Regions from separate parts of the Homo sapiens genome. Here region 1 is linked to region 2. The links are chromatin contacts, found by Hi-C or POLR2A ChIA-PET in ENCODE. All regions are on one chromosome and are shown on one strand. Each heading gives the region's core, a stretch centred on a gene start or an enhancer-like site at or near the end of the contact. The rest is flanking DNA. Distances are from core to core; before and after follow the strand shown.

What was found. Hi-C counts contacts between places; a loop is a spot of excess contacts on that map. ChIA-PET counts read pairs that join two places held with the same protein, here RNA polymerase II (POLR2A). Pooled maps may share reads with other maps.
Region 1: a map of CD4-positive, alpha-beta T cell shows a loop between it and region 2 (9-fold over the local background). The contact joins the promoter of TMEM209 here to the promoter of TNPO3 in region 2. A Hi-C loop is called at or near these places in 2 of 168 maps with a recorded cell type or tissue (CD4-positive, alpha-beta T cell and CD8-positive, alpha-beta T cell) and 5 of 50 pooled maps. POLR2A ChIA-PET finds 5 or more read pairs at or near these places in 1 of 52 experiments (activated CD4-positive, alpha-beta T cell).

What each region holds. Positions count from the first base shown.
Region 1 is chr7:130,203,312-130,207,545 of GRCh38, forward strand. TMEM209 (transmembrane protein 209) reads right to left here and starts at 2,095. Exons shown (of 15, transcript NM_032842.4): 1 at 2,062-2,095; 2 at 663-799; 3 at 477-535. The coding sequence starts at 2,064. It also overlaps a transcript of SSMEM1 not described here. RefSeq lists a silencer at 578-872 and enhancers at 1,534-2,333, 2,010-2,189, 2,250-2,359.
Region 2 is chr7:129,052,377-129,056,540 of GRCh38, forward strand. TNPO3 (transportin 3) reads right to left here and starts at 2,735. Exons shown (of 23, transcript NM_012470.4): 1 at 2,275-2,735. The coding sequence starts at 2,394. It also overlaps the pseudogene TPI1P2. RefSeq lists enhancers at 2,268-2,767, 3,579-3,873 and a silencer at 3,579-3,873.

The DNA of each region.
Region 1 (4,234 bases), core at 845-3,344, 1.2 Mb after region 2:
TATCTCCCTGTGAAAGACTTTAATGTGTATAGACTATGAAATTTACTTTAACATCCATAAAGACTCTTTATACCCAATGACTATGGAAGAGCAGACAAGAAGAGAGGAAAGAATGTGAAAACTGAGGAAGGCATCAATGGAGCAGAAATCTGGGCTGGTCTTGAAAAGTAAAAAGGTAGAGACACAGAAAGCGCATTTCAGGAGAGTAATAAAAACAAATCTCACTAACCTCTAAACTTATTTTTCTTCACAGAACTCATAATTACCTGAAGTGTTATTAATCTGATTGTCTAACAGAATGTTCCTTTCATAATAGCAGGGATTTACCTTGCTCCCTTTCTGCTGTATTCCCAGTTTTTACAACCCAGCAGGCAGTCAAATACTTGTTGAATAAGGAAATGTATACTAAGCTGAATTAAACCTGAAGGCAGTTTTTTATTGGTAAATGTAAGTTACAGTGAAAATTACTTACTTACCAATATACCAGAGGGGCCAGTATGTCACATTGTAGTATGAACTAATCAATTTTCCAGTCCTGAAAAAAAATTAGAAAGGCTTTCCAGTGAACCTAAAAACACCAAAAATCAAAAACAAACACAAAAACCTGTGGAACCAGCCACTGGCTTCTTAAAGTTTCACTTTTTTTGGACTGATTCACTTACATTTCAGTATATATCATTCCAGCCATAGATACATTTAGGAGTCCCCAGGCTAAGACCACTTTCCTAGCCTCTGTTTCTTTTCTCATCTTGATGGTTCTGTCAATAAGGGAAGCACTAGGGTGTGCCTCCCCCTGCATCTATGAAAAAACAAAAAGCACAGGAATTAACCAGAAGAAACTATTGCTCCATTTAAAAACCAAATTTTGCATCCCTTATAAAGGTAACTGAAACCGCATATACCTTCTCTCATCTTTAAAATGTTTTATCAAAACTTCTTCCATTTTAATATCAGTATATGAAAAGGGAACCCAAAATTATATGTAACTTAATTGGCATCACAGTGTAATCAACAGAGAAGTGGCTGGTTATTTATCTATTTATTTGTTTTGAGACGGAGTCTTGCTGTCTCCCAGGCTAGAATGCAGTGGCGCGATCTCGACTCACTGCAACCTCCGCCTCCCGGGTTCAAGCGATTCTCCTGCCTCAGACTCCCGAGTAGCTGGGATTACAGACGCCCGCCACCGCGTCCGACTGATTTTTGTATTTTTAGTAGAGACGGGATTTCAACATTTTGGCCAGGCTGGTCTCGAACTCCTGACCTTGTGATCCACCCGCCTCGGCCTCCCAAAGTGTTGGGATTACAGGCGTGAGCCACCGCGCCCAGCCGTGGCTGGTTATTTAAGAACAATTTAATACTTCCAATACATAAAAATGTCTTATTTTGTAATTTAAGGGTTATGTCTAGAAATACTTTGTATTTTGTCTTTGGGGTATGTTACACGGACTAGGCAAAAGGCTAACTTCAGAAACTCAAAATGTCAAGTTTTGGGAGACTATATTCCATATCTGCTGTAAGTCATAAAGACTGTTGTACATCCTCATGCAGACGCCATTACTATCTCAACAACTCTGCACTTGGACAGCTGTACTCCAGGGCTCTCCCTTTTGTGTGTGGATAAAGGACAAGGATCCAAGTTTTAGAAGGGCACGTACTTATGATGGGGTGGTGAGCGGAGTAAGAGGGAGAGAGGGGAAAACGTGCATTGTTTTGGTCCACATTTGGGATTTATAATTCCTCCTTTCTTCAGCTAGGCTCAACTCTTACAGACCGTGCAAAACTTGTTCCAGCGACAAGCAGTCGTATCCCACAGAGGACAGAGCAATAGCTTTCGCGCCACTCAGCCCCCGCGTCCCAATTTCCCAGTCCAGAGCTTCCCTCCCCGGCTCCTGGGCACGAACTTCAGCAACCCTATTGCTTCTTTCTTCCCTTCCCCTAGAGAGGCGGAACGCCTAGCCACATCCCCCTTGGCTGAACCCAGGACAGATCAGCAGGCGCGGAACTCCCACAACCCGCGTAGATTCCAAGACAGGAAGCACAAACACGACCCCGAAAACGCACCATGTCCTCTGGCCGGAAAACGCAGGCTCGCGCCACTCTCTCTGGGCATGCGCAAAGCCAAGCTCAAGCGGGAGGCCACCGGCAAGCGGCTCTAAAGTTACCGGAAGAACTAGGTAGTCTCTTCTCGCGAGAAAGGGAGGGGTCGCAGGCCCAGGCGCTCGGAGCGTTACCAGGGAAACAGGTCTCGGTTTTGCGGCTCCCACTCAGCTGCGGGAGAAAGCTAAGCAGCAAAATTCAGACCAGGCTCTGAACCCGCAGTAAAAAGTAATAATTGTAACAAGCTGAATTTTGTATCTATTAATATAATTTTAGCTTCCCTAGGGCATTTATGGACTCACATGTGTAAACTGATTAAGTAGGGCGGCTCACCGTAGGATAGAGTGGCGTGATAAAGTGGCCAGACACCATCAGTGACAAAGCATTTCTTTCCCCTGTGTTAAAGTATCTATGTCAAGAGTCCTGACCCCATGTAATTTTTTTTTTGGTAGAGACAGGGTTTCGCCATGTTGGCCAGTCTGGTCTCGATTTCCTAACCTCAAGGGATCCGCCCGCCTCAGCCTCCCAAACGCCTGCTGGCCTCCCACCGCCTTTTGGGATTACAGGCGTGGCCCACCGCGCCCGGCCTAAATTCTTAATCTGTTTAATAGGGTGCAGCAATAACAAGCACACCCAAAATTTGTTTTATTGAAGTTGCTAGTGGTTTTGAGGTTAAAAATAATAACACATTTTCGTATGTATTTTTTGGAAGAGCTGCTCATCCTGAGGAAAAGGTTGAGCTTTGTTTTATTTAGCACAAATACCTACAAGTGTGCCGCTGAGCCAGGCGCACGGATATAGAAAATAAGACCTTCCTGGTTATTACCCAGAGGAGCTCAACCCCAGCGGAGGCCCACAGATGCATTTCGGTGGCAGGTGAGGTGGATGCAGTGCTCCCCAAGGAGGCGCATCCAGCCCAGCCCCAGCTCTCGCGAGCTTCCTGGAGGAGATGACGCGTTAGAGTCCACAGCCAGAAACCCAGGGCCTGGGGACTTGTTCTGAAGTGTGCCTCCTAATAAAAACATTAAGCCATGCCACAGTAAGCTAGTGGATTACATCATGTATGTCCAATGGCCAAAGTTTTTCCTAAAATGATCCTAAGATTAATACCACGTGGTATTGTATATTAATGAAAATCGGCAGGTATGCTGTGCTCTTGAAGAGCTGTTAAGTTTTATCATTTTTAGATTGCTTTAGCAGCAATGTTGTTTTGCTCTAGTTTTAGATTTAGAGATGAACTAACTGGAAAATTGTTCAAAGTGAAAGGGCTCAAGGTGCAATCAAAATTAGAATACCGGCCGGGCGCGGTGGCTCACGCCTGTAATCCCAACACTTTGGGAGGCCGAGGCGGGCGGATCACGAGGTCAGGAGATGGAGACCAGCCTGGCCAAGACGCTGAAACCCTGTCTCTACTAAAAAGACAAAAAATTAGTAGGGCGTGGTGGCATGCGCCTGTAATCCCAATTACTCTGGAGGCTGAGGCAGGAGAATCACTTGAGCCTGGGAAGCCGAGGTTGCGGTGAGCCAAGATGGTGCCACTGCATTCCAGTCTGGGCGACAGAGTGAGACCCTGCTAAAAAAAAAAAAAAAAAAAATTAGAATACCGGTTTCCCACCCCCTCCATATGTGACTCTTTCCTAAGAAGAAATTGTATGCATTTGATGTAGTTCATAGTAGTTCATAACGGGCACATCTGTGTTTTTCCCTCTTAATCTATAAGCTGTTGTGCATTTATTCAAGGCTTAAAAAAGAACACCACTGACCAAATGACAGCATTATGTATTAGGGCTGCCATAACGCAATATCACAGACAGGTGGCTTAAACAACAGAAATTATTTTTTTCATAATTTTGGAGGCTGGAAGTCTAAGATCAAATTGTCAGCAGGGTTGGTTTCTCCTGAGGCGGGTCTCCTTGCAGACGGCCCCCTTGTATTGTGACCTTGATTTCTGTGCTCGTGAATCCTTGCTGTCTTCTTGTAAGGATACCAATTGTATTGGATTAGGGCCCTTATGACCTCATTTAACTTTAATTACCTCCTTAAAGGCCCTGTCTCCAAATAGAGTCACACTGGAGGTGAGGGCTTCAACATATGAATTTTAGGGAACACAGTTTGATCGGTAATACATTAGAACTGT
Region 2 (4,164 bases), core at 1,485-3,984:
CCCTCTTTTATGGGATGTTAACCGTTCAGCTATAGGTTACCAAACTATTTCTTGTCACACCACTATACCTAAATCTTTATAATAGTATCTTTATAAAATAAACTCAGATTATCCTGTCAAGTGTGCCATCTGTTCCTGTCTGGACTCTGACTATTAACTGTGATGGTGAAGATGATGTAAGGTTGTAATAGAGTATTGGAAAGTAAGGAGAGAAAAGTGACTAATACTTAAATAACAATTGCTAACATTTTAATCTCTATGTTCCAAGAACTTTTCTAACCTCTTCGTAGAATATTAACTCATTTAATCACAACTACCTTCTGTGGTAAGCAGAGATTTTTGTCTGGTTCATTTCCAAATCCAAACACCCAGCATAGTTGCTGGCACATGGTAAGCACTCAAATATTGATTTAAAATACACACAACAAGCAGGTTTAATTAGAAAGAGATTACTTTTTTAGTATAGTGTAGCACTTCTCCTAATTACACTTTAGAAAACTATACAAAGATCAGGGAATTGTTGACTCTCCAGAGATCACAGAAACACTAAATGAGACCATATGTGAATGATTTTCTTGTGTAGCCTACAGTGAGTCGTATTCCTTTATTTTCTGAAGAGGACTTGGGTGCCAGTTTTTTAGGTTTAATATTCAAAGTCAAAGTTGCAGCGGGGGGCGATGGCTCACATCTATAATCCCAGCACTTTGGGAGGCCGAGGCGGGCGGATCACCTGAGGTCGGAGTTAGAGACCAGCCTGGCCAACATGGCGAAACCCCGTTTCTACTAAAAAATACAAAAATTAGCTGGGTGTGGTGGCGTGTGCCTGTAATCCCAGCTACTCAGGAGGCTGAGACAGGAGAATCACTTGAACCTGGGAGGAGGAGGTTGCAGTGTGCCGAGATAGCACCACTGCACTCCTCCAGCCTGGGCAACAGAGCCAGACTCTGTCTCAAGAAAAAAAAAAAAAAATTAGTCGGGTGTCAGGGCAGGCACCTGTAATCCCAGCTACTCGGGAGGCTGAGGCAGGAGAATCTCTTGAACCCGGGAGGAGGAGGTTGCAGTGAGCTGAGATGGGACCACTGCACTCCAGCCTGGGCGACAAAGCGAGACTCTGTCTCAAAAAAAAAAAAAAAAAAAAGGCAAAGTTGCTCCATACCAAGACCAGATTTTTAAAAAGTCAAAGTTGCAAATTTTTAAATATTATGCACTTGCAGCCTAGGAGCTGATTTAATAAGGCAGAGCACCTTTAAGTATCAGTTATGAGTTAAAATAAAGGGAAGGGGGCCAAAAAAAATATGGTTGTGAGTATAAAATGCAAAAATAAAGGTAAAGGTGAGTATTTTGTCAGCCTGTAAAAAAAGCCTCTTTAGTTTTCAAAGTACTTAATTTTTAAAGTACATCCTACATTAGAACCTAAGTCAGCCAGATAACCAAGAATACACATTTACACAGAAATGAAGCACAGCAAAGGTGTGAAAATTAGGGCAGGAAGCATAAAACATGAATCAAAGAATGCAGAAATACAACAGATATAAGCTACAATTAAATATCTCACCGGATGCACACACAGTTTTATATGGAATAATCAAAGCAGCAGTGATACCCATCTTATAAATAAAAATCTAAAAGCCAGAGAAATAACAAGGTTAGAGGATTAATATGAAACAAAATGAGAACTCCAAAGATTTTCTGAAAGCAGAATTACTGTTTTTTCTTCATATTATGTTGCCACTCCAAAGCAAGGGGAAAACTCGCATGAGTAAGAATCTAGAAACCTGAGAAGTTTCGAGAAGAACAGACTCAAACTGGAGTGAAAATAGGCAAAAAGAGTGAGGCATAAGGCTACGACTGGGAGCAAAATGCCAGATGCAAGTCTTGGACACGGAGGGGAGACGAATAAAGCCTTCTTAAGCGGAAGGTGGAGAAACACTGGGGTTGGATTTGGTGGGAGGAAGACAAAACGGAAAAGCACGGCCCAAGAAGCAACGGCAAAGGGAGAACTTAAACAAGATTAGATTGATGCCACAATCGAAGAGTATAAGACCTACAAATCAGATTCTGCCGGGTGGGGAAAGGGCCAGTTCGCGACCGATCAGGTGCGACTAGTTTCCCAAAAGCGGCAAAGATGTAGCTTCGCAGCCCCACCCCACGACAGCAGCTCCTCCCCAAGGAGGACCTCACGAGGTCAACTGCCGGGCTCAGGTTCTCCCCCGGAGCCTAGGTTCCACCCCGCCCCGGCCGTGCGGCACAGAACTGCCTCTCTGGGCCCCTCACCGAACGCTGCAGCTCCCCAAGCCAAAAAGAGGCGCGCTCCTTTCCGCTGGGATCTGGGTCGTGGTAAAGCGCCTGCACTGCCTGGTACACGAGCTGCAATGTCGGCTTTGCTCCTTCCATGGTGGTGGCGGTAGTGGCGGTAGCGACGGCTCTGATTCTTCTCCGGAGGATTCCTCGGTTGCTCCGCCTTCGCGCTTCCTCACTGTCTGGGCCACGGCCGCTCCCTGACTGGCGCCATCTCCTCCTCTTTGGCCGTTACCAGGGCAGAAGGCTCTCCGTGGAAGTTGCCCCCTCGGAAACAGCTATTAGGTCGTATTCAGGTTCCTGGCCTTTTTTCCGGTTTTTCCACTTGATTCTAGACTCTTGAGTCCACAGATTCTGGCGCTCCCGTCTTCAGTCGCTGACTTGCCCTCAGAAGCCTATCTTGGGAGGCCACACACCAGTGTACCTAAGGTTCGTTTACCCGGACCGGAAGCGACAGCACCGATACCTTTGGCACACTTCCGCCTGGTACACTACAAACGGCCTCCTTCCCGGCACGCCTCCTCTTGTCTCCCCGCCCCCTCCCGGAAGTAACCCTGCCGGGCCAGGAGCCGGGAAGAAGAGCCGGTGTTCTCTCTGTTCCTCGCTAGCAGCTTGGGACATTAGCGCCGAGATGTGCCCCATATCTGAGCTGCCTTCAGCTCCTTGGAAACGGATCCAGGTTTTTCCTACCCCTTCCGACTGCCCCATCCCTCTCCAGAGAATCCTTTTCTGCCCTGGTGATCAAGGCGCGTCAATTCAACTCTCCCTAGAGTGGCCACAGTACTGGAGATCCAAAGATGACTTAAGACATGGTACCTACGCTGGCTCTAGTGGAGGAGACAGACACGTAGTCAACTGAACTATTTTACAAACCTGAAATATGTGCCACATTGAGATAAATCCAAAATGCCTAGAATCTTTGTTCAGCTCCCCTTTACTTAGTTCTTAAGCCCAAAAGAGGTCTTCATTCTGCTTACAGCTCCTGGTGCTCTAACTCCAGAGCATTTTGCATACATCTTTAGGGTTATTCTCACATTGAACTGTATTTTTGTGAATGCCTTTCTGTCCGAATCCAATACCAGTGGTCTAACAATTCACAAAAGAAAACAGAAATATTGGAAACTGTACTATGGAGAAATTAGGGACAAAAGGTAACAGTATATTGATATTAACATTGCTGCTAGTCCTTTGCACTAGTAAATAACTGCTATTTGATAAATGATCACAATGTGTAAAACACTGTAGTTACAAGATCTCATTTAATCCGCCTAACAACCTTGCCAAGTATTAATAAAACCCGTTTTAGGCGCTGACACTGACCTACAGCGCCTCAGCTCCAGCGCCATGGCGCCCTCCAGGAAGTTCTTCGTGGGGAGGAACTGGAAGATGAACGGGCGGAAGAAATGTCTGGGGGAGCTCATCGGCACTCAGAACGCGGCCACTGTGCCTGCCGACACCAAGGTGATTTGTGCTCTCGCCACTGCGTATAACGAGTTGGCCCGGCAGAAGCTAGCTCCCAAGATTGCTGTGGCTCCGCAGAACTGCTACAAAGTGACTAATGGGGCCTTTACTGGGGAGATCAGCCCTGGCATGGTCAAAGACTTAGGAGTCACGTGGGTGGTGTGGTCCTGGGGCACTCAGAAGGCGTGTCTTTGGGGAGTCAGATGAGCTGATTGGGCAGAAAAGTGGCCCATGCTCTGGCAGAGAGACTCGGAGTAATCGCCTGCATTGGGGAGAAGCTAGATGAAAGGGAAGCTGGCATCACTGAGAAGGTTGTTTTTGAGCAGACAAAGGTCATCGCAGATAATGTGAAGGACTGGAGCAAGGTCATCTTGGCCTATGATCCCGTGTGGGCCACTGGTACTG